2 separate regions of the Homo sapiens genome follow, and region 2 is linked to region 1. Evidence: chromatin loops called from intact Hi-C (ENCODE). Cell type or tissue: IMR-90. All regions are shown on one strand.

The links. Hi-C counts contacts between places; a loop is a spot of excess contacts. Peaks named below come from ENCODE experiments on the same cell type or tissue, not always from the same donor. Only the 100,000 strongest peaks of a DNase experiment are listed, where the experiment ranks them.
Region 2: a loop joins it to region 1, with 4 times the contacts of the local background. A loop is called at or near these places in 4 of 110 quality-filtered maps.

The regions. Positions count from the first base shown.
Region 1 is chr4:17,319,606-17,327,605 of GRCh38, reverse strand. SNORA75B (small nucleolar RNA, H/ACA box 75B) reads left to right here and starts at 6,724; the gene lies at 6,724-6,860. In IMR-90, a CTCF peak has its summit at 3,036 (motif pointing right); DNase peaks (open chromatin) are centred at 3,075 and 3,395; H3K4me3 peaks cover 161 bases; H3K27ac peaks cover 1,281 bases.
Region 2 is chr4:17,099,292-17,107,291 of GRCh38, reverse strand. No RefSeq gene overlaps it. Among named protein-coding and RNA genes, the nearest start is that of LINC02493, 83 kb to the left of the region's middle. In IMR-90, no CTCF peak of the experiment used is centred here; a DNase peak (open chromatin) is centred at 3,881; H3K27ac peaks cover 221 bases.

The DNA.
Region 1 (8,000 bases):
GATCTGAAGAATAACTGTCTCAGGCAGCCACTGAGTCACTCTGAGAACAGCACTTAGCAGAGTTGATATTCTCCTCATTTGCATGATTATTTATTATTTTTTGCCCATGCCAGAATGCCAGTTCTCAGAGGGTGGTGGCCTTGTCTCATGTATTCTTCCAGAAGAGGTCCTGGCACATGGTGGACGCTCAATCAATATTAGTTGAATGAATTATGAATTCCATAGACCCTGCCTTTCAACCAAGAGGAGAAGAAAAATCTTGCAAGACGTTTGAGAGATGTGAATTTTTCATGGGGTTGCTTTATTTAAGGGTAAATAATTCAGAAGAGGTACCAGCCTCCTGACAAATGTGACTCTGGAAGGTCCCTTGGAGGGTCGCATCATTGGCTGTCATGAATGTGGATCTCTGGGATCCACAAGCAGAAAGGAGAAGCAGAGATGAGGTGGGCGGAGCAGGAGGCGTGGAGATGGAGCACGATGGGGACAGGGAGGAGGTAGGGAGATGTAGATTGAGAAAATGTGTCAGCCTCCTGGGCTACAGAGTTCATATCTTTAAAAAGTTAATATCTTCAAAGTTAATAAAATATTTTTTAAAGAGACCACCCCAACTTATTTTATTTTCAGATTATACATTAATGCAAACTCATCATAAAAGTAAAGCAGAATTCAAGTACAGAAGAAAATCAGCATGAATCTCACCACTCTGTCAGTTCACTTTGTGAACATTTTGCTAAGTTTCTTCTTCTTTTTTTTTTTCCCTCTACACACTCATACTTCTCTTGTTTTGGTTTGAAATATTTGATTACATAATGTGTACCAGTTTTGCACCTTGCTATTTTCACTAAATGCCATTAAAAGTTCTTTTTTTGTCCACTTAGTATTATCAAAAATGCTTTAAAACATCATTTTTAATGGCTACGTAATGTTCCATTTTATGGCTACATCATAAACCCTGTTGCACAGTTTGTTTTCAGGTTTTCTTTTTTTATATAATTATAGGTGAGTTAGTGACAAACATCTTTGTGAATGAATTACTGCCCTCGCTGTTTGATTATTTCATTCAGGTGAGTTGGAGAAGTGAAATTACAGGGCCCGAGCATAGGAATTTTTTTACAGACCTTGAAGGATGGTGCTGGATTGCTTTTCAGAGTCTTTGTACCAATTTACATGGAGTATTTCTATTTTGGGGACCTCCTCCTGGAACAGGGAAAGATTTTCTAGCTCTAGAGAGAGAATGACCTGTAGTAAGATTTGGATCAGAATTTCACGCTTTGTAAATCATTGATTTTAGATTTCTCCCACTTTCTGTATTTATTTACCTTCTATTCTCTTGCAGTAATTTTAGAAATGGCATTGGGAAAATTCCAGACTGTTTCCATGGTACTCAGAGCAGACAGCAAAGGGAGGTTTGGTCCATGCTTTGGATAGAGCTGCCAAGAATGGGGGACCGTGTCCTGTAGTGGGGTGGGGCGGGGAAGGGGTCCAACCTATGATGGCAAAAGGAGACCAAATGAGATGCTTCGTGGGAAAGGTGACACATGGGGTTGTAGTGATGGTGATGAGGAGTGGAGATTTGAGCTGATCCTAAATTTTGGAGGTTCTCATTTTGGTTTTAACAAAAGTAGGGTTTCTTGATAGCAGGCTGGACTGGATCAGTGATTTTCAAATTTTCCTTCCTCCTCCTGGAACTTTTGGATTCTATGGTGGTGCTTGAGTTAAGTAAATGATTTTAAGGTCATCTGCACCTAATTTAAAACTGTGTTAGTAGTGGTAATAAATATCAACACATACACATATAAATGTATATAGAATGTCATATTTTAACACCACGTGGACCTGAAGGTAGACACGTACTAACTGGTTTTAGAGCAGACTTTGAATGAAGCATCTCTCTCTTGAATTGAGGAGGGCTCTGAGGCTGGAAGGGCAGTGTGATTTGAACAGCTGCAGCAGCAGCAACATTGTCCATCAAACCAAGATAGACTTCTATCTTGGGGAAAGTGAATCAGAAACTCTATGTTACAGAGTAAACAAAACAGAATATACAGCCCGGATGCTCAAGCAGATCGAAAACTGCAAATGCCCTGTTTAACTCTCAGCTTTAATCTGGTCACAACAGCACCCATGTTCTCTTTGCTAGACTTTATTATATATATGCAGATAGATACCAATCATTTTTGACTGTTATATGTACAGCGGGTCCATTTTCATTTGAAAGAGAGTTCCTCTGAGGACCCTTTCTAACACTAACATTTTCTGATCAACAGGCCGACTTTATCATCCCATTTGATGGATGGATAAGTTGAGGCATTAAGTAAAGTCCTGCAGAGAGCTAGCTTTGCAGTTTAGTCTCTGTCAGATTTTGAGCAAGTTAGTTTAGTTCCCTGAGCCTCAGTGTTCTCATTTCTAAAATGGGAATAATAGTGTCCACTCTGCAGTGCCATTATGAGGGTGGAAATGAAACCCAATCTTTTCCTTTGCTCAGTGGCTAGGCTTTGGGAATGAGCATCTAATTCACATTTGCCAAATGCCGACTCCTCCCTCTTGTCCATGCTGGCCTCATTCTTGCCGTGACTCTATTTAATGTACTCTGGTAAGTTTTAGGCGTAGAAGAGGAAAGAAATATATGTATTGCCTACATACCTATTGGAACTTGGGATCCTTTAAAACATGCAGTCTTATTACAGTGATTCTTCTGTAATAGCAGTATTTATTTTCTGGTCTGGGGAACAAAAGCCTTCTTTTCCTTTCTTCGATTAAGAAATTAAAATCCAGTAGCATAGAATCTCTTAGAATCATTTCTTGTATTGCTTCCTAACTTGACCTTAACATTCTGTGTGACCTTTCGAGGCCCTTTTTACCTCTCTCAACCTCTGCTTCCTGTAAAATGAGGTGGTTGGGTCAGGTGACATTAACGGTCCTTACAGCTTTTCAGTTTTTAAATTCTACGAAGACTTAGGAGTAAAACCTTGAAGCGTTAAGTTTCTTTTCTGCGGGGGGGGAGAAAAATTACTGTTCTTTTAAATTGGCCACGTGGGGTCGCTAGTGATCTAAGAGACTGGTTCGCGAAGGTGGTACTGTAAATGTGTGGTGCTTCAGCGAACAGATTCTGGGGGTGGTTTATGAAATTTTCTTTTTGTCTCTCCCTTCAGCTCCAAAATTCACTCGAAGACTTGATCACATCATTAGTGTTGAGAGAATCATAAGCAGCTGCCAGAGATTGTGTTCAGAGCCAGACCGTGGTATCTCATGCCCACCTCAAAAGAAAAGAAAAAGGAAAAAATCATGGTAATCCTGGGGTGCAACTGGCTCTCCTTTTAGACTCTAACTCAAGCTGCTACATAATGTGGTCTTGCAATTCCTTGGCTTGAGAAGTAGGTCCTGCAAAGTTAAACTGGATGGCATAAAACATGCCTTAGTGATGGAGTCAACCTTTGTCTGGAAGAATCTGGAGTTACCAAAGGCAGAAGCATGGCAAAATTCTCACTGAAGAGCTGATGAGTGTCTCTCTTGGCAATTTTCCTGGTGGGCTTTGCTGATGGTTGAGGTGGGGTGGGGTGGGTGGCAGCAAGCTTGAATGACTGTAGAAATCAGGGAGGGTTCATTAAACAAAAAGTAAATAAAATAAAACAAAAATCTGGAAAGCTCATGTATCTTCCCACACCAGGGACAGGGTACCCACAGCATGCTCGGCACAGACCAGACCCTTTATGGAAAGTCAGCTGAACCTTGCCCTCGGCGTGCAAGGAAAAAAAATGTCTTTTCTGCCAGAAGTGTTGTATAAACATCCTTTTCCTACGATCCTGGATCCTGATCCTCTAGCTCCAGGACCCAGAGGAGCGTGGGGAAAGTATCTTAATGTAGACAGATTTCGAACTCCTGCTGTCCCTTTTCAGATCGTAAATTACCGTTAATGCTGTTTATACTCTTCCCCCTTCCTCTCTTAATAGTTTTAGAAACAGTAATTGACAACAAAATAGAGCCGCAAAGGGTGTAAGGGAGCCCTGCTTGGCTGGCTGAGAAGCAGCCAACTAAGTATCTGTTCATCATGTACGTCTCTGCAACAGAAGTAAAAGATTTACCCACACAGGTGCCCTTCCTTGCTTTCCTTTCGTCATTTTGCTGTGATGGAGCAGGGTACATCTCAATTTCAATTAACTGGAAAGAGAAAAGTTGCGTGTGTTTGCGTGCTTTTTGTCCACCCTGCTCCCTGTACGGGAGGCTGTACAAAGCTGGTGTGGGCTATGGAGCCTGGGGAGGAAGCTGCTCAGAAGTGGATCCCAGGATCTCTGTGGTTCTCTCTGCCCGGGTGTTGTCTTGTTTTGGGGTGCACGGTCCTCGGAAGCAGTTTCCTAAGACAATTCCAGCATGAGGAATATGCCCAGGCTTGAAGTTGGTGAGAGCTGGATTTAAATCCTAGATCAACCCACTTATTTAGCTGTCAACTTAACCTCTTAGAGTCTCAGTGTTCTCCTCTGTAAAATGGGGATAATACAGGTTGAATACCCCTCATCCAAAAATCCAAAACCCGAAATGCTTCAAAATGCAAAACTTTTGGATTTCACATCCAAACTTTTGCCATTGAATGCTGACACAATGTTCAAAGGAAATACCCATTGGAACATTTCAGATTTTGGATTCTCGGAGTAAAGATGCTGAACGCATAAGTATAATGCAAGTATTCCAAAATTAGAAAAAATATCTGAATTCCAAAATACTTCTGGTCCCAAGCATTTTGGATAAGGGATACTCAACCTGTAACAATATTCCCCTAAGGGAGTGGTTTGGAAGATTAAATAAAGCTGTGTTTGTAGAAAAAGTGACTGAGGCCTAGCAAGACATCCATGAATGCCTTTTCTTTTTTCAAAACCTCTTGACTTGTGCTGTCCAAGGTGGTAGTCACATGGGGCTATTGAGCACTTGAAGTCTGGCTACTTGAAACTGACAAGTTCTGTAAGTAGAGAATACACACCAGATATCAAAGACTTAGTAGAGAAAGAAAATAATGCAAAACATCTCATTAATAATGTTTTATACTGATTACATACTGAAATTTTAATACATTGCAAATATTGGATAAAATATATTCTAAAAGTTAATTTTACCTTTTTTAACTTTAAAAAATGTGGCCACTAGAAAATTCAGAATTGGATATGTAGCTTGTATTTGTGGCTCACATTATGTTTCTCTTGGGCTGTGCTTCTGTAGTTTCTCTTTTACTCACCTTCTATTCAAATTCTTTCCTTCTCTTAAGGCCTAGCTCAAGCTTTGCTGTCTTTTTGGGTCCTTTGGGTCAATCTCTCCCTTCCCTAAAATCTCCTAGGGGTTTTGTCATGGAGAGACAGTCACATAATGTGTATTTGTGGGCTGAATTTAAGCAGGAAAAACATATAAAGTGTTTAGCCCAGTGTCTGGCACATCACAAACAAAATAGTATGATTCATTTTTTTTTTTTTTGAGATTACCATTGGAGTCTGGCTACCTAGTTCAGAGCCGGTTTTTTTGCTGCCTTGCATCCTTCTCATGTGTTTAGTCTCTCTTCCTTGTGTGTTTAGTCTTGTTGAATATGCCTGTGAGGACAGAGAACCCGTCTATTTTTCCTGGGTTTGTTCTTAACCCACGAGGCAGCTCTAGCACAATGGATTCTCCCCTATGATTATTCACGGACAAAGCCAGCGCCTGTTGACTAAGCTGTCATCTTGGAGTCATTTGCCATTCTTTCCATTCTTTCCTTCATTCCACAGGTATTTGTTCTTCTTGGGATGCTTTTTCACCACTCTTTTCTTCATTGAGCTAACTCTTTTGCATCCTGAAAACAGTAATCGAGGTCAACATGTATAGCACTCACTATATATTCACCCTATTCTAAGTAGTTTATGTATATGAATAAAGTTCATCCTCACAACTGCCCTGTAGGGCGAGTATTGTCATTTAACTCATCCTTCAGATGAGGAACCTGAAACACAGAAATTAAGTAACTCATCCAAGGCCACACAGCTAGTGAGAGGTGGGGGCTGGATTCAAATCCAGTACTACAGTCCCAGAAACCATAGTACTCTGAATCACCAGGCTCGAAGTCATCGTCACCAGAAGCCCTTCTGGAACACTGCTCCTAAATTTTCAACATACCACTTGGCCCTTCCATCACACCCAGCCCCATGTGAGTATCTGTCATAGGCCTTATCCCATATGATTACAATCCCTGGTTTCCTCTTCAGTTCCCCTCATTGCCCTGTGATCTCCCTGAGGATCTCAGTGAATCCCGGTGAAAGAAGGAACATGGCTTTAGGCTGCAGGGGACAGATTCTCCCAGAATCCAAAGACATGAGACTTAAAGAAGGTCTTCCTCTTTCATGTCATCAAACTGTTCATTTTTTTCCATACCTCTTTTAGCAATCTGTAACCGTCTTGTTTGTTTTCATTTACTTGATTTAAAAATAAAATAAAATAAAAAAAAACTTTTCCTTCCCCCAAGAATGAAGGCAGAGAATTTATCTGTCTTGTTTGCTGCTTTACTTCAGTGCCCGGCACAGAATGTATATTCAGTAAATATGTGTCAGGTGAGTAAATGAATGAATGAATTTATTGTGTTTCTGTTATGGGCCAGGTACTGTGTAGACACCATGGTTCTTGCCTTCACAAGGTTAACAAGTTTATGGAGGGTGATGGGGAAGATGGCAAGAGGCAGTAACTATATAGAAATGGAGAAAGAACAGGGAGCTTGGCTTCTCATTGAGCTCCTTTCTGTCCATTGATGGCAGTTGATGGATTTGCATGAGAAGAAGAGAGAATTCACAGAACTAGCGTTATTTTACTTTCTGTCTTTACAGAGGTATATTTGGCTGTTTTGTGAGACATTCTGGGAAGAAAAAACAAACAAACAAAAGAACAGGGAGTTTGGAGAACCAAAAAGAAGAAGGATTTAGCATTGGGTGAGGGGAAGTCCAGAAAGGGTTTCTGCAGAAAGTGACAACTAAGAGACCTGAAACATAGTTGGGAGATGACCAAGCAGAAGACAAAGGAAAGAGCTGAGTAAGGAAGGAGAAGAGAGATGTTTCAGATAGAGGGAAGGAGAGGTAGGAAAGGCCTGGCAATCTGGTTATTTTCAGGCCTCTTGGGTGCAAATGGTAGAAGGGAGGAGCTTCATGAATTTTGAGCACCTTGATGTCCAAGCCATGGCAGAATTGGACTTCCCTTCATGTATTCCTTTTTCCACCCCCCACCAGCTGTCTTTGTTGCCTTCATTGTTCCCAAAGCCTCCTTTTCATCCTTGTTTATTCCTGGCTGGAATAGGTTCAGTGGAACCATATTCCTCCGACAGTTTGCATTGCTTCACTTGCTCAGGAGCCGGTAGCACTGCCAGCTGCCTCTGGGACCGGAATTTCTTACATTTATCTCATGAGCTATACTTTTCTGTCTATTTTTGCATGTTATCCTTTGATCCTCGCAGCAACTGTGTGAGTTCTCTCAATTCTTAGCCTAAACCTAAAACGTGTCTATTCTCAGCCTCTTACTCCCATTCCACTGCGATTCTCTTAAGTGTACTACTCTTCCTTCCTCTTCCCTACACAGATGCTTGAATCTGCCAAGAAATTTGCTTCCCTTTCTCTCTCTATGTATATCATTTAAGAACCCCTAAGCCAAAAACACACCATCTGATGAATACTTAGAGAGGCCAGTAGGGTACAGTATTTATACTCAGATCTATACTTTTGATCTGTTCTGGGAGGTCAAAGATATTTGGTCTTAGATTTCATACTTTGTGTGTTTCCTTTGTTTTTGAGACTGTCTAGGTCTATTCTGTCTTTGGACAGCTTGGACTACTTAGACTTTTCTTTTCAGAGTGAGTTTTGATGTGTCTGCTCGTGGGGTCCAACCATTGGTCCTAGTTCTACAGTTAGGTCCAGGAGGGCAGAATAGCTGAGTAGCTACATGCATCTGAATCTTGGCTTGCCACTTCCTGCCAGCTTTGGGAGGCTATCAAGACCCTCTGCTTTCTG
Region 2 (8,000 bases), 220 kb after region 1:
AGATCCTCAACACCTTCCTCTCTCTGATTGGAGTTCAAGAGGTTAAATGAGTAATTTCCCTTTGCAGGTGCTGTGATCAGGTGTTCTGGTTCTATATATAAAATTCCGGTGCTCATGTGCAGATATCCAGAAAGCTCAATTAATCCCAAACATCCCTTCCCACAGAGATATCCCAAAATAAAATCTTCAGCACATATAAAGTGGCTTAACTATTTCCCTGACTTAATGACTGAATTTAAATTCATAAAGGGTTTGTATGAGGCAGATGCTGAGGTTTATTCCCCAGGTTCATGGGCAACTGAACAAAAAGACAGAAGCTCAGACTAAAGCTGGAGAGTTTGGGGCTGGACATAAGGAAGAACTTCTTAACTGCTGGAGAGATTAAACAGAGGAATTGGCTTTATGGAGCAGTCAGGGAAGTTCTGTTTCTAGAGTTGCTCAAGGGGAAAAGACACATGTCAATTGTCTCATTGACATTTATTGATTAGGGCACAAAATATACCATATTAATCTTTAAGCCCTATAATAGTGTCTGGCATATAGTAGACAAACCTCCTTGCAATACAGATACATGAATAAGTGAATAAATGACTAAAACAATGTAAATGATGTGTCAGATATAAAAAATCATAAGATTTGATGATGCCCTAAAGCATTTGTATCAGTGTTCAAGGGCCACAATGATGCTGTGTAACAGACAGTCACAAACCTTAGGGACACAGAGCAATAAATATTGAATTCGTTTCATGTATCTGTGGGTTATCTGGAGGGATTTGTTGATTCTGCCTTGTGATCTTGTGGGGACTACTGGTTTATCTTGACTCTGTTCCATTAAATCTCTCATCCGTCAGCCAGCTAGCCCATGTTTGTTCTCATGGCAGACACAGGAGTCCAAGAGAGCAGAAGTCAGCAAGAACCCCAAATCTCTGACACATTCGACTGACCAAAGCAAGTTTAAGTCTAGCCCAGATTCAAGGTGTAAAGAAATAGACTGTACTTCTTGATGAAAAGGGGCTGTTAAGTCATATTTGCAAAGCTTGGAATGAGGGGAGGGGTTGTATTTGGGTTCTCCAGAACCAATAGCACATGTAGATAATTTGACATATAAAGGGTATTTATTAGGGGAATTGGCTCATGTGATTATGGAAGCTTAGAAGTCCGATAGGCTGTCTGCAAGCTGGAGAACTGGAGAAGCCAATGGTGTCACTTTCAGTCGAAGGCCAAACAAAGGACCTGGAGTTCTGATGTCCAAGGGCAGGATAAGAAGAATGTCCCAGTTTGGGCGTGAAGGCTCATACCTATAATCCCAGCACTTAGGGAGGCCAAGGTAGGCAGAGATCACCTGAGCTCAGGAATTCAAGACCAGCCTGGCCAACATGGTGAAACCCCATCTCTACTAAAAATACAAAAATTAGCAGGGTGTGGTGGTGCATGCCTATAATCCCAGCTACCTGGAGGCTGAGGCAAGAGAATCACTTGAACCCGGGAGACAGAGGTTGCAGTGAGCCAAGATTGTGCCACTGCATTCCAGCCTGGGCGACAGAGTGAGACTCTGTCTCAAAAAAAAAAAAAAAAGTCCCAGCCCCATAATGGAGAGAGAGAATTTGCCTTTTCCCTGCCTTTTGGTTCTATCAGCCAATTGGATGGTGCAAGCCCATATTGGGTGAGGGTGGATTATCTATTAAAAAAGGATGAATAAAAACGTGGCCATAACAGACATTTCAGATTTAATTAGGCACATACCAGGACATAACTACATGGAGTTAAGATGGAAAAGCTCTGGGAGGCCGAGGTGGGTGGATCACGAGGTCAAGAGATCGAGACCATCCTGGCCAACATGGTGAAACCCCATCTCTACTAAAAATACAAAAATTAGCTGGGCATGGTGGCACGCACCTGTAGTTCCAGCTACTTGGGAGGCTGAGGCAGGAGAATTGCCTGAACTCAGGAGGCAAAGGTTGCAGTGAGCTGAGATTGCGCCACTGGACTCCAGCCTGGCGACAGAGTGAGACAACATCTCAAAAAATAATAGTAATAATAATAACTATATATGTAAAAGCTTCACATTGCAGGTCATGTGAACTGTATCTTCAAAGATAATTATGCTGTTCCAAGTAGAGAAGAGTCAAGGACATTCTAGATAGAGGAAACAACAATCATATAGGCTCAAAGGTAGGAAAGAACATGATGTACCTGGGGGTGTAGAGAAATGGGGAGCAGGTATGCACTGTATAGGGCACAGTGGCAGGAGGAGAAGGGGGTACGACTGTACTAGGACAATATCTGATTTATTTACATTTATTTGCTTGTGAATCCATCTTTCCTACTGGAATGCAAACTCCATGAAGGTCGAGACTTTGATTTCCCCAGCATGTAGAACTCCGTCTGGCACATAGTATGGCACAGTAAATATTTGTTGATTGAATGCATGTAGAATGGCCGGTAGGCCTTGTGAGGGGAGTTGAACTTTAACCCAGAGGTGCTGGGAGGGAACTTAATTTGCAGATAAGTGGTTGAAGATTATGGTAAGATTTGAGTTTCAGAAAGATATCTCTGATGCTAGAAGAAATGATGAAGGATAGAGAATGGAATCCTGGCAATGGAAGTTGGAAGCAGCAGCTACACAAAAGTAGCTAAGAGTTTCAGAACAGAAGAGGCTATAGGCCTGTGCTTTCTGGAACAGAAGTGACCCTGGGAGCTGAAGGGAGTGCATGCTAGAACTTCAGGTTGTTTGCTGAGGCATTTGAGGTATTAATGATCTGCTCAATATTTTACAGAGAAATGTATCAAGGCTAAGAACTGTTGATTGAGGTTTTTCTTTTGTTGAATATCATTCAGTGTTTATTATTCATCTGGCATGATCTAGAAACTGTTGAAATACACATTTTTATTGATCTGCATAAACTTTTTTCATTTTATTACATAAACCATATAACTATCATTTGAGAAACAAAATCTTTCTCTACAAAAATAATAAAAAAGTGGATGTAGCATTATTTTCCTTCCTACTTAAAATTTGTCCGGAATTCAAAAGCATCATCAGCATCCCTGAGAACATGTCAGAAATCCAACATTGCGGAATCACCTTAGATGAACTGAATGACAATCTACATTTTAGGAAGCTAACAAGTGATCCATGCAAAGCTTAAGAAGCTATACTTTAAGGAATATTTACTTCAGATATTTTCCCCCCAAATGAGGCCATTTAAGGAAATTTCTATTTAAAGCCACATGAAAATATATACCTATCTTTACTTCCTAATTAAGGAAAAGTTAAAATTGAAGGCATTTGAAAAATTATAAAGGATAAAAAGCATAATTATTTATCAATGTCATTATCAAATATTTGACTGTACATGTTGGTTTGAGGTTTTGCTCAGTCCCATAACTTAACATGGTTATTCTGTGTACTGAGTTGTCACTGCCCTGCAGGCTTGAGCCCAAATGTAACACAGTTCATACACTGGAGGTAGGTTCAGCGCCCTGCAGTAGAAATGCCCAGCTGAGTCCTGCCTGGATCAGCCAAAATTATTAACATGAAAATCCATGAACATGAAAATCCATGCTTAGTGTTATAAGCCACTGAGTTTTGAATAATTAGTTATCAACCAATTAATTAATACCAATTGTGCAGATGTTGACCAATATAATATTTCTACATCTACTCAGACAAAAATATTTTATTAAAATGTATGGCCTTGAACTCAAGATGGGCACAAGTTTGCTCCACTGACAAATAGGGATGTAAACCCACCCCTACTTGGCTCCACAGCCTGTGTCTCCACCATGACACATTTGCCTTCTCTGAAGTTTATGCTGGATGTGGTTTTCTACTGATGTGCAATATTATGGTGATGCTGTAGTAAAGCACTGTTCCAGTCGGCCACATACATTCCATTTCTTCTCCAGTTGAGTTTTCTTCATTCTGCAAATATGTGGCATTGGAAGCTGGAAAGAGGCTACTTGGCTGAAACCTTTCTGATGGAGTCTATGTAAACATACAGAAGAAAAAATGTGTAACTAAGGTTCATATCCCTTAAAAAGAATATGTAGACAATTCAAGTGGCTGTATTAAAAGTTTCACATTCTACCACCACTTTGGTACATTAAAAGAGCTGTGAGAAACCTGACCTGCCAAAAAATGAATGGCCTTAGTATACACTTTTAGCAGTCCATTCATAAAGATTTTAAGAGGAAATTAAAACAGATTTGGGAAAATGTGCATGTATGTTTCTAATAATGCATGTAAGTACATAGACAGCATATTTGTTTTATTGTTGGCTGTACATACTCATAAAGATCTGCATAAACTCTTTTGTGTGTATGTATCTTTTCGGGGTCTATGGTGTGCCCCAGAAACTGAGTGTGCACAGTAGTAAGAGCATTGAAGTCAGAAGTTCTGAATTCAGGTTCTAGCTTTTCTACTTTTTGGCTGTGTGGCCCCAAGGAAGATACTTTTCCTCTAAGCTTCATCTTCATTCATGAAACAAGGTTAACTGATCATTTCTTGTCTACTTTAGAGGCTTATTGAAATAATCATGTAAGACTTATGATCTCATAAGGGAAAGACCTAGCATTTATTAAATGCCAGGTACATTGCTGAGCACTTGACATGCATGTTCTCATTTAATCCTTAGAACAATCTATGAGGTACTGTAGTACCAGTCCCAATTATTATATTATCCTCAATTTACAGATTTCATAACTGAGGCTCAGAGCTTAATTAAACCAAGCACTATTCTATAAATTGTAAAGTAATATTAAACAGAAAGTGCCAGTCTGACTACTACCTTCACTTTATAAGGAAAATATGAAAAATTTTCAATATATGGATCCCACCTTCTGAGAGTTGAGCAACTTGTGCCAATAACCGAAGAAAATGTAAGAAAACAAAACAAAACAACAAACCACAACAAAAACAGGCAAAGCAGCATTCTGTGCAGGTTCAGGCAGGTATCCTGGTCCTGGTCCAGTCCAGATCCGGAACTAAGATAGAGAATGAAAAGAAGTTCAGAAAAGATATCTATAAATAACTGCTGTAATGGAGACATTTGTAGAGAAAGAGATGATGCCACCAGATTGTCTATCCCCCACAACCTTTCTAGATATTCTTCCTGTGATGAGAAGCATTCCCACCATAGTATTAGGGCTGCTTCTAGCCCTAGAGAGAACTGCTAAAGACTTATACTGTCTTCCCTGGTGTGTTAGCCAGGGTTCTCTGGAGAAAAAGAAACAACGGAGTATGCATATATCTGGAGAGATTCATTTCAAGGAATTGGCTCATGCGGTTAAGGAAGCTGGTAAGTTCAAAATCTGCATGGTGAGCCAGAAGGCTGGAGACCCAGAAAAAAGCTGATGTTGCAGTCCAAGTCCAAAGGCCATCTGCTGGCAGAATTCCCTCTTACTCGGGGGAAGTCGTGCATTTGTTCTAGTCAGCCTTCGGCTGATTGGATGAGGCCCACCCACATTAAGAAGGGCAATCTGCTTTACTTGAAGTTCATGGATTTAAATGTCAGTCTTATTCAAAAACACCCTCACAGGAACATCCAAAATAATGTTTGACCAAATATCTGGACACAGTGGCTTAACCAAGCTGACACATAAAATTAACAGTCGTACCTGGCTGAACATTCAATACTAGGCTTAGTGCTGGGTTGCATCAAGGCCAAGAACAATAAGCTTATCAACTAGGCAAGTCAACAATAATTAGGGAGCACTACTTGGCTTTCTAATGGGCTCTAACACTAGTGTTTGGTGTGGGTTGTACAAAGAGTGCTGGCCTGGGACAAGGTTCCATGCCAACTCACTCTATGACCTGGGTCTCCCTGCTAAAGCCCTTTTATTTCTTCCTTCATACCGTAGCATTAAAGTTGTGCTAAATGCAACTCTACCATGGTATGTCCCATGGCACAGCCCTTTAAAAGGACCCTAGTACACCCTACAAAGCCTACCATAATCCTGTCTGCCTTCCCAGCCTCCTTGCTGCCCCTTGCACCTTGTATTTTGCAAAATCACGATGCATGCTACCTCCAGGCCATCACATTCATTGTTTCCTCTGAGTGGGTTATGTGTGGTGGCTTGGAAGAAACCCTAATTTAAGGCTCACCCTTAGCGTTCCCTCTATCATCTTTTCAGGTTTCCCCAGTCATCCTTCTCTACATGCAATGGACTAGCCTCCTCTTCATAATATCTGTGATACTTTACTGTATTTATTCATTTGTTTTTGTATCTGTGTCACCTGCTGACTGAGAATTGAACACATAAGTGCTCAATGCTTGTTTACTAGATGGTGAATGAATGAATGAGTGCATGGGCATAGACAAGAATGAATGGCATCCAGGGTTATACCACTTGCAAGGACAGAGCTGGGATGTGAATCTATACTTTTCTGACTACAAAGTCACTGATGTTTGCTTTAGAACAAAGACTCCACAATGACAGTTGCAGCTGGTGCCAGGCTGGCTATATCTGAATCTCTAGAGCAGGTTCTTGGTAAAAATACAGCTCCACCCAGATCTAATAAACTCTTGGAGGACTGAGAATGGAGAAGAAGGTTGTTAGGATACCTGGTTTTAAAAAAATTCAGACCTGTGGTTGCATTTCTAGGAGTCTGTCCTCCAGGAATAACACACAGATGCATATGGATATAGTACACAAATGTTACTGCCACATTATTTAAGATAAAAAGTAAAAAAAAAAAAACAGCTTATATTTTCATCAAAAGGGGAAATGGTGGCCACGTGAATTATACTATATTTATTCTCTGGAATGCCAGGAAGACATTACAAGAGAATGAGAAAAGAGAACCAACATGAAAAGATCTCTGAGACATCTTTTTCACTGAAAAAGGCAGGTCATGAAAGATAATATATGCTATGGTTCCATTTATTTATTTATATTAAAAAAATTTTTTTTTTTTTGAGACAGGTTCTCACTTTGTCACCCAGGCTGGAGTGCAGTGGTGCAATCTTGGCTCACAGCAACCTCCACTTCCTGGGTTCATGCGGTTCTCCCACCTCAGATTCCTGAGTAGCTGGGACTACAGGTATGTGCCACTACACCCAGCAAATTTTTGTATTTTCTGGTGGAGACAGCGTTTTGCCGTGTTGGCCAGGCTGGTCTCAAACTCCTAACCTCAAGTGATTTACCTGCCTTGGCCTCCCAAAGTGCTGGGATTACAGGCATGAGCCACATGCCTGGCCCCATTAATTTTATTAATGAAACAAAAAAGCCTCAACACATGTATGGCTGTTATCTCCTTACGTACGTGCTATGTTCTAAATGTTTGTGTCCCCCTCAAATGTGTATGTTGAAATCCTAACCCCCAAGGTACTAGGATGTCGGGTATTTGAGAGGTAATTAGGTAATGAGGGCAGAGCTTTCTGATTGGGATTAATGCCTTTATAAAAGAAGCTCTAGAGAGCTGCCTTGTCCCTTTTTACCACATGAGGATGTAATGAGAAGGCACTGTCTATGAGGAATGGGCTCTCACCAGACACCTAATCCACCAATGTCTTGATCTTGGACTTCCCATCTTCCAGAACTGTGAGAAACAAACGCTTGTTGTTGACAAGCCACCTAGTTTATATTTTTTGTTATGATAGCCTGAGTTACTAAGACAGTATATAAATGCCTAAATGTATTGATAAAAGTATGGAAAAAACACCAGCCTCTTAACATTGATTTTCTATGTAATTCGAGAATGAATTGATTTGAAATCAAAATTAAAAGCTTTGAGGTATGAGGGAGTATTTGGGGGATGACAGAAATGTCACAACTGAATTGTAGTGTAGTTGCACAACTGTATACATTTACTAAAAGTATTACATTTTATACTTAAATGAGTGAATTTTATGGGCTGTAAATAATACTTTAATAAAGCTCTTTCTCAAACAGACTTCCCAGATGATTTTAATGTGTATCTAATTTGGGGAACACTGGCTCTAAAATGCTTTTTTCATTCCTTCCCTTTTTTCTAAATCCCATCTTCCTTTCTTAAA